2 separate regions of the Homo sapiens genome follow, and region 1 is linked to region 2. A link is a contact called in ENCODE Hi-C or POLR2A ChIA-PET data. All regions are on one chromosome and are shown on one strand. Each heading gives the region's core, a stretch centred on a gene start or an enhancer-like site at or near the end of the contact. The rest is flanking DNA. Distances are from core to core; before and after follow the strand shown. Region 1 overlaps FRMD4A (FERM domain containing 4A). Region 2 holds the start of BEND7 (BEN domain containing 7).

Region 1 (3,977 bases), core at 853-3,352, 250 kb after region 2:
GGAAGCCACACCGGAAGAGGGAGAGGAGCAGATGGAAAAGGCTTGGCGGGAAAGCTGTGCCGTCTTATTGGTCTCTTTCCAGGGAACACGCAACGTTCCAGGCAGGCTTCCTGTGAGAGTTTCCCATGGGACGGGACTCACATTTCTAAATGAGATGTATCCACGCCCTGGCCAATGTCCTCTCTATCACCCACCTGTCTCCTTAGTGAGTTCAAGCACATCAGAAACACTGTTGGACCATGTAGGAATCCTATTCCACACTTCCTCCTGCTCCACCGGAAGCACACAATGACAGCCCCGCTGTCTCATATCCATATTTTAATTTTCTGCAACTTGGATAGATTATGACTACATTTTCCTGCTCTATTGTATAAAGTAGGGGGGTGGAAGGGAAGAGAAAGTGAGAGGGGCGTCTGCTGTGGCCATGCCTCCTGCCTGCTGGGAAAGAGAGAGGAAGGTAGGAAGGCAGTGTTCACAGTTTGGGAAAAATAGCAAAACAAAGCCAAACACCTTTCCTCGCCTTTCTGCTATTAAAGAGATGAGAGGTTCGTTCTCTGAAGAAGAACAGGAAGCAGGGATGAAGTGGACCGGAAGTGCAGGAATTACATGGAATTCTATACCCAGTGTGGAGACTGTTCCCTCCCGATCCCTGGATGTGGGAGGACATGTCCCAGGCAGGAAGGGAAGGGTTTTTTCTGGAGAGAATGGAGAGCCAGAGAGGAAAGATGTCCAGATACCAAGACACTGATATTCGGGGTTCCCCAGGGAAAGAACCAGCTTGCGACGGGATCACGTCACAGGGACACCCACTGGGGGACCATCCCACCCTGAAATGGAGCATCTGCTTAGTTTCTAAGTGTGAAGCAACAGACCAGGGCCAGCAGACAACTGAGGAAGCCTCGTACAGGAAAGAGAGACCAACACAAATAAACTGGAAAAAAAGAGCTGGAAGGAAACATAGAATAATAATGATAACTAATATTATCAGAGTGATAAGAGAGGATATTATGTTCCTGAAACAATAATAGCATAATATTAAAAAATCAGATAATATAAAGAAACTCTTAGAAATTTAAGAAAAAAAAAAACAACAAAAAACAAAACCATAATGGCAAAGGTTAGAAAGTCCAGAGAAGAGATTAAAGTAAATACTGACAAAGCCTCCCAGAAAGTAGAATAAAAAGACAGAGATAGACAGCTGGAGAGACAAGTATAGGAGTGGGAGGCCATGCCCAGCATTTGATAAATAGGAATTCTGGAAAGAGAGGACACAGGCAAGAGGGGAGAAGATGTCAAAGAAACAATCCAAAAAGAACCTCACAACTAAAAAAGAATGCATGTCACGTCTCCAGACTAAAAGTGCCCATCGAACACAGAGTACAATGGATTTACAAAGACCCACATCAGGGCACCCATCCTGAAATTTTAGATCAGAAGGAGCAAAAAGGAGTTCCCAAAGGATCCCATTGTTGGGGAGCCCAAGGGGGTGTCACATACAATGGATAGGATGGTGGGCTTTTCCAGAGCAACGCCTTTGGTATTCTGAGAGAAATTTTTTTTTTGTATATTTCTATATCCAGTCAAACTATTCATTAGATACAAAGCTAGAATAAAGACTTTTTCAGATATGCCAGTATCCAAACATTTTACTTCCCATATGCGCTTTCTCTGGATTGATTGCAGGATGTTCTCCAGCGAAACAATGGTGTAAAACAAAAAACAGGAAGACTCCGGATCCGGGAAAGAGAGGACCCAATACAGAACGAGGGAGAAGGAAAGACCCTGATGGGGATGCGGCATCCCGGGTTGAGACTCTGCATGAGACCAAGTCCAGGCTGGAGCAGGAGGTTGGAGGAGTCTAAGAGGGAGGTCCTGGAAAAACAACAGCAGTAGCAGCTGCCACAGCAACCAAAATCAAACCAAAGAGGAACGAGAACTACCCGACGTAGCTGGAAATTAATATTGGTAGACATCTGAGAATCTGTAGGAACTTTTGGGAGAAAAGTGAAGGGTATGTAGTAACTAAATAAGTGAAAGCAAGGCAAGTATTCCCTTTGGGTAAAACAATGGGTTGTCTAAAAAACGAGCTGCAACCACAGGATACTACTTGGATTAGTCACGATAATGTCATGCTTATGACTACGGCTTTAAGCCAGAATTATGCTATCACCATACTAAGAAAATGGAAAAGGAAATAAAATGTGGGTGGTTATAATCTAAATCTACATCCTTATTTTTTTTTTCTTTGTGACAAAGTCTCGCTCTGTCCACCGGGCTGGAGTGCAGTAGTGTGATCTGGACTCTTGGACTCACTGCAACCTCCGCCTTTGGGGCTCAGGCAATCCTCCCACCTCAGCCTCCAGAGAAGCTGGGACTGCAGGCATGTGCCACCACACCCGACTAATTTTTGTGTTTTTTGTAGAGATGGGATCTCACTAGGTTGCCCAGGCTGGTCTCAAGCTCCTAAGATCAAGTGATCCTCCCACCTCAGCCTCCCAAAGTGCTGGTATTATAGGTGTGAACCACTGTGCCTGGCCGTCTTCATCCATTTTTAACAGGAATTCAACAACCTAAAAGTGAATCAATCAAGGAATAATGCCCTGTGTCAATTATTTATCTATATGGAGGCAAATACTAGAAGAAACAGCTAAAACTGTTGCAAGTGGCAGGAGTTGCAGGGAGGAAGCTGTTTGTCATAATCAGCCTTGTGGAACCATTTGACTTTTAAATGATGTCATCTATTACTTTGATAGAAACAAATATTAATACTTTAAAAAGTGAATGAAATTGAACTTTGAAAAAGCAGAAATAAGCGGCTTATTTTACCTTGACAACTTAGATTTTAACATACAGTAGGAACCGTTCCCCAAGAGACAGGGAGGGAGCAGATACTAAACCTACGCTGGGTAAACCCAGGCATCCGGGTATCAGCATCGGGATGGGTTATCTGGGTCTAACACTACCCTCTGGGCTCTTCAAGGTCCCCAAAGCACCAGGGGGCTGTGTGGGTGGCACAAAGAGAATCACAGCCAAGAGAAAAAAACTCGGGTCTAAATCCAACGAGCTAATCACATGCCTGGCATGGGACTAAGAACTTTGCATGCTTTATCTCACTGAATCTTCCCAAGAAGGTTGTGGTTAGAGCCTTATAACATCCTTGCTCAATTAGAGAGGAAAGGGAAGCTTGGAGACGTTACAGGAGGTGCCCACATTTATCCCTTTTACCAAGGGGCATGCCTGGGAAAAGAACCTGGGTCTGCCCGGCAGCAAAAGCTGAACTGTCAACCACTCAGCAGTGCCTTTCATGATCTTTACACTGACACAGGTTACACAGGCTATCCAGCCATCCCCCAGTCCTTTGTCTCTGAGTCACTTAGCCTCTCTGTACCTACTTCCTCCTCTGGAAAGCCAGCGATTCTCGCTCCATCTCACGCAGAGATGCTGAGGCTCAAATATCATAGTATATATAAAAAATTTAAATGGCAATTTGTACAAATGAAAATATTATTCTTGATCACAGGAGGGAGACAGGGGGCCTTGGGATGCGACTTGGTCTCCTATATCAACTTGAAAGATGCTGTCCCTTGGTCATTTGTGGTCATTTATGTGCCCAAGCCCAAGGAAAGATTTTGAGAAGAGAGGGCTGGGTTCTGGAGTGACATTCAGCATGTGGGCTGATGCTGTCGGGACCTTGAACCTAAATGTGGCTGGCTGCAAAGGTGTCATCACCTCCACTCAGGGCATCTGTAGTATTTAGTTCTGACATTTATTCTTTTTAATTTTCCCTGAATCGCAAAGTCCTAGGCGTGCATGATGTTCAGAGGCCTTCAGTGCCAGCTCAGCATTTGGGACAAGACAGTACTGAACGCAACTCCTCTCCCTTTCCCCAAGCGTCTGCCCAAGTAGGCTTTGGGTCAATTTTTTTTTTTTTTTTTTTTTTTTTGAGACGGAGTCTCGCTCTGGCACCCAGGCTGGAG
Region 2 (4,050 bases), core at 437-2,936:
AGGCAGATAAGAATGGATCTTCAAAATGCCTATAATCAAAGCATTTTCAGATGAACCAAATCCACATCTTAGCTAGCTTAGCTCAGTTTGAAAAATTCGATTACTTGCAATTGTCCACGATTTTTTCACTAATTTTCATCAGTTTACACGTGACTTCTGCAGGTTGTTGGAGTTTCTACCCTGATGCCAATGCTAGAGAAAACGACAGAGGAAAAGTGGACAGGTTGGGGTTTGGCTTTGACCTCAACTTGATTAAAAGACGACATTTAAACAGAGCGGGTCTAAACTCAATATGAGGACTTGTGACATTACAATGAAAAAAGTCACCTGCCCCTAATTAAAGATGACAATGCATTTTGAGATATATTTTCACGATGGCTCTTGAGTTATCATTTTTTTAAAAAAAAAAGTCAAATCAGGAAGATAAAGACTCTTAACAAGTAACTGAACACAGACAAGACTGTATTCCACTTTCCCCTCCCTGACAAAATACAAACCCTAGAGTGTGGTGTACACCTGTTAATTCGTCAGAAACTAGATGGATTTCTTTTCTTTCTTTTCTTTTTTCTTTTTTTTAAAGGATGCTTATCTGACTGCTATATGATCTAGTCTAAAACACCTTTCCAACCCAAATCAGCTAGCTAGAGATGTTGGATGTCAACAATTCCGCCTTGGGCTTGGACACGGCGTGAGCTTCTTTCTCCTTCTTAAAAAGAACAACAACGGTCATCCTTTTTCCTCCTTCTCTTGGCGGGGGGAAGGGGGAAGACCCCAGAAAACAAAAACAGCAAATCTCAGGTCCGAGGGTCCACGCTCGGCCTGATGGCCAGGCAGGTCCGCGGCCGCCCCAGCCCTGCCCCGGAGGCGCCCCGAGGAGGGCTCGGGCCCCCCGGTGTCATTGTTTGCTAATTTCCTGAGCTGCCCTCCGACTTGTTTACGTTAAATAACATCCCTGCTCCCCCCGCACAACTTTCCCCGCCGCCCGGCGTGTGCGGCCGCGGCCCTGCCTGCCAGCCCGGCGGAGGCACCGGGGGACCGGGAAGGACCGGGGGCTCCGGGAGGGCGCGCCCCCCAGCGTGGACCCCCGCGGGCGGCCGAGGGCGCGGCGCCCGCTGCCTGCCCCCGCCGCCCCGGCGGCCGCTTACCTCGGCTCACCAGTTTGAAGCTCTGGGATTTCCTGCTTCTTTTCCTCTCGGAGAACTCCATGGTGCGGGGAAGGCGGCGGCGGGGGCTGAGGAGGCGGCGGCAGCGGCGGCAGCGGCAGCGGCGGCAGCGGCAGCGGCGGCGCGGGCTCGTGTCACCGCGGCGGAGCCGCCGGGACCAAGGTCCGCGCCTGGAGTCGGCGAGGGGAGGCCGCGGGACGGGAGGAACCACCGCGAGCCGGCTCGGGGCTGCAGGCGCGGGGCCCGGCGGCGTGGGCTCCCGGGCGAAGTTGCCCCCGCGCGGCGCCGCCTCCCGGTGCCCTAGGCGCCCCCGCGGCCCCCGCTCATGCCGGCCCGCGGGTTCCAGACGCCGCCCGCCGCAGCCCAACTTTCCGTTGGGAGCGGGCCGGGCCGGGGCGCGGCGGCGGCGGCGGAGGCGGGGGGCGGCTCGGGGCGGCCGGCCCGCCTGGGCTCAGCCTGCGGTCGCGGCGGCGGCGGCGGCGGCCCCGAAGACGCGGCGGGCGGGCTGCGGGGAGGGCGGCGGCGGGTGCAGAGCCGGCCGGGGCGCTGACCGCCCCCGCGGGAGGAGGGGCGCCGGCGGAGGGGGCGGTGCCGCTGGGACCCCAGGGCCACCTGCTGGCGGAGCCCGGCCGCCGCCATCCCCGGGGGCCGCCGCCGGCCTGGCCGCGCGGCGCCCCGAGGAGGCGCGGAGGCCGCGGCGCAGCGCCCTGGCCCGGGCCCGGCCGGCCTGCCTGCCCCCGGGGACGACGCCGCCGCCCGGGCCTCCGCTCGCAGACCCCGCTCGCTGGCCTCCCTCCGCCGCTTGCTGGGCCGAGCTAACTCCGTGCACCTCGCCGTGGGGGCGCGGACCGCCCCGACAACCACCTCCCCGCCCTCACATCCCGGGCGCCCCGGGGCCCGACGCGCTGATTTTAAGCAAGTTTTAGGGGGAAAAAACTTACCCATTTGCGCTCTCTCTAGAAGGACAGAGAGGAGGTTTTAGAATATTGTGGAGAAGAATATAGTAGAGAGCTCCCATTCCCTAACCCAGGCTGGGCGGATTGTGGAAAGAGCCGAGTCACATTCAAGGAGAGCACTTGGAATGGGGGGCTTGGTGGCCCTGGGGACTCTCAGGAGGCCATGGTCAAGGCAGGTGCAGGGCACTATGCTTCTCCACGTCATATGTCGGAATCATGGACCCAAACACAAAGCGCTTAGTAGTTATGTGTAATATTCTTTTCGGGGGATCAGAGAGCGCACTTCAGGCACCATTTCTTTCTCACATCTTTCGAGTGGGCCAGGAAAAGAATTTCACACTACCTGGGAATGGTAGGACAGGAACATGACGGGACATGCGTGAAAGTATCTGCCAAACCCAACCAGGAAGAGGGTAAAGAGTCGGGGGATGGGGGGGCTACCTCTCCGGCACGGGACAAAGGCCAGTGGCCCCAAAAGAGTAGAGAGGAAAAAGGGGAGGTTGACAAATGTGATGAGTGTCACGTGGGTCTCACCCAAATGAGGCAGCCGCTGAGGAACCGCTCTTATTTCAGGGACACAGAGTAGGACAACTGCCGAGGAAGGGGGACATTGAGGCAGCTTGCAGAAACACACATGGAGAAACAGAACCAAAGAGCAGGGTAACCAGCAAACCAGGCAGTGGAGGCAGGGATGGGTACCCATCCCGAGATCTTGGGTGATACCAAAGGCGGCACATCCGGAAGGCTGGTTATACCTAGCGTGGAGGGGAGAGGGAGAACTGTTTCTTCCGTTCAATAAAGCAAACCCTTCAACAAGAGGTTCTTAACCTTTTTTAGTCACTGTTTCCTTTGAGATTGTGTTCAAAGCTCAAGGGCCCTTTTTCCCAGAAAATATGTATGGGACATATAAAATTTAGTATAGATTTATTGGAGTTCTTAGACGCGCTTTGCTGCTCTCAGAAAATTAGTGGTAACAGTGATTAAAGCAACTACCCTATTTGGGTTTCTTCCTTCCCTGCCACCCCTTTCTTTAAAATCAGGCATTAAAATCTGAAGATGTTTTGGATTTTTTTTTATTTTTTATTTTTTGAGACAGAGTCTCATTCTGTCGCCCAGGATGGAGTGCAGTGGTGCGATCTCAGCTTACTGCAACCTCCACCTCCCGGGTTCAAGCGATTTTCCTGCCTCAGCCTCCCAAGTAGCTAGGATTACAGGCATGGGCCACCACGCCCAGCTAATTTTTTGTATTTTAGTAGAGATGGGGTTTCGCCATGTTGGCCAGGCTGGTTTCAAACTCCTGACCTCAAGTGATCAGCCCGCCTAGGCCTCCCAAAGTGCTGGGATTACAGGCGTGAACCACCACGTCCGGCTGTTTTGGATGTTTTTAAAGAAACAAAGCATGCAATTTTGTTCCCCAGGCTGGGATCCATTCTTTCTTTATGTAATGCCTTTTAAAATGTTATTCTCAAAGCCGTAAGGCTAAGTTCTACACTGACTGAGGAACTTCCCGGATCGTTCATGCTTTGGAGCATATAATGAGATTTTATTATGCTTAAACTATGACGAACCCAGTGAAGGTGTCATCCCAAGAAGTAAATCCCTGGAGAAGGTATTAACAACTTAGCATTTTCAGTTCAAGTGGGAATGCAAATTCCATTTACTGAAGAGAATATTTTTGATATAGTTAAGAATAAAATATTTGAGTAAGAATATTTTTAAATAGTAGTCATTTCTCCTTGACCCTTTTTAACCTGGCTTTCCAAAGTTGGTCTATGAGTGAGTTGGCCTGCAGAGGACACAGGCTACGCTTGTCTTATTAGCTTTTAGAGAAAATAAATGTCTGTTTACTCTGCATTTTGTGCAAATCACTATGCTCTTATCTAACAAAAATGTATATATCACATTTAGTATTAAAATTAATAATAATGTTT

The links. Hi-C counts contacts between places; a loop is a spot of excess contacts on that map. ChIA-PET counts read pairs that join two places held with the same protein, here RNA polymerase II (POLR2A). Pooled maps may share reads with other maps.
Region 1: a pooled map shows a loop between it and region 2 (9-fold over the local background). The contact joins the enhancer-like site here to the promoter of BEND7 in region 2. A Hi-C loop is called at or near these places in 6 of 50 pooled maps. POLR2A ChIA-PET finds 5 or more read pairs at or near these places in 3 of 52 experiments (A549, H1 and T-cell).

Annotation. Positions count from the first base shown.
Region 1 is chr10:13,773,874-13,777,850 of GRCh38, forward strand. All of the region lies in intron 6 of FRMD4A (FERM domain containing 4A), which reads right to left. Among named protein-coding and RNA genes, the nearest start is that of PRPF18, 190 kb to the left of the region's middle. RefSeq lists an enhancer at 1,353-1,522. Within about 2 kb of position 2,103, at least 4 of the 41 ENCODE cell types and tissues checked have a DNase peak (open chromatin) inside an H3K27ac peak, as active enhancers do.
Region 2 is chr10:13,527,328-13,531,377 of GRCh38, forward strand. BEND7 (BEN domain containing 7) reads right to left here and starts at 1,687. Exons shown (of 9, transcript NM_001369863.1): 1 at 1,146-1,687. The coding sequence starts at 1,206. BEND7-DT (BEND7 divergent transcript) reads left to right here and starts at 1,277. Exons shown (of 2, transcript XR_930674.3): 1 at 1,277-1,325; 2 at 2,693-2,937.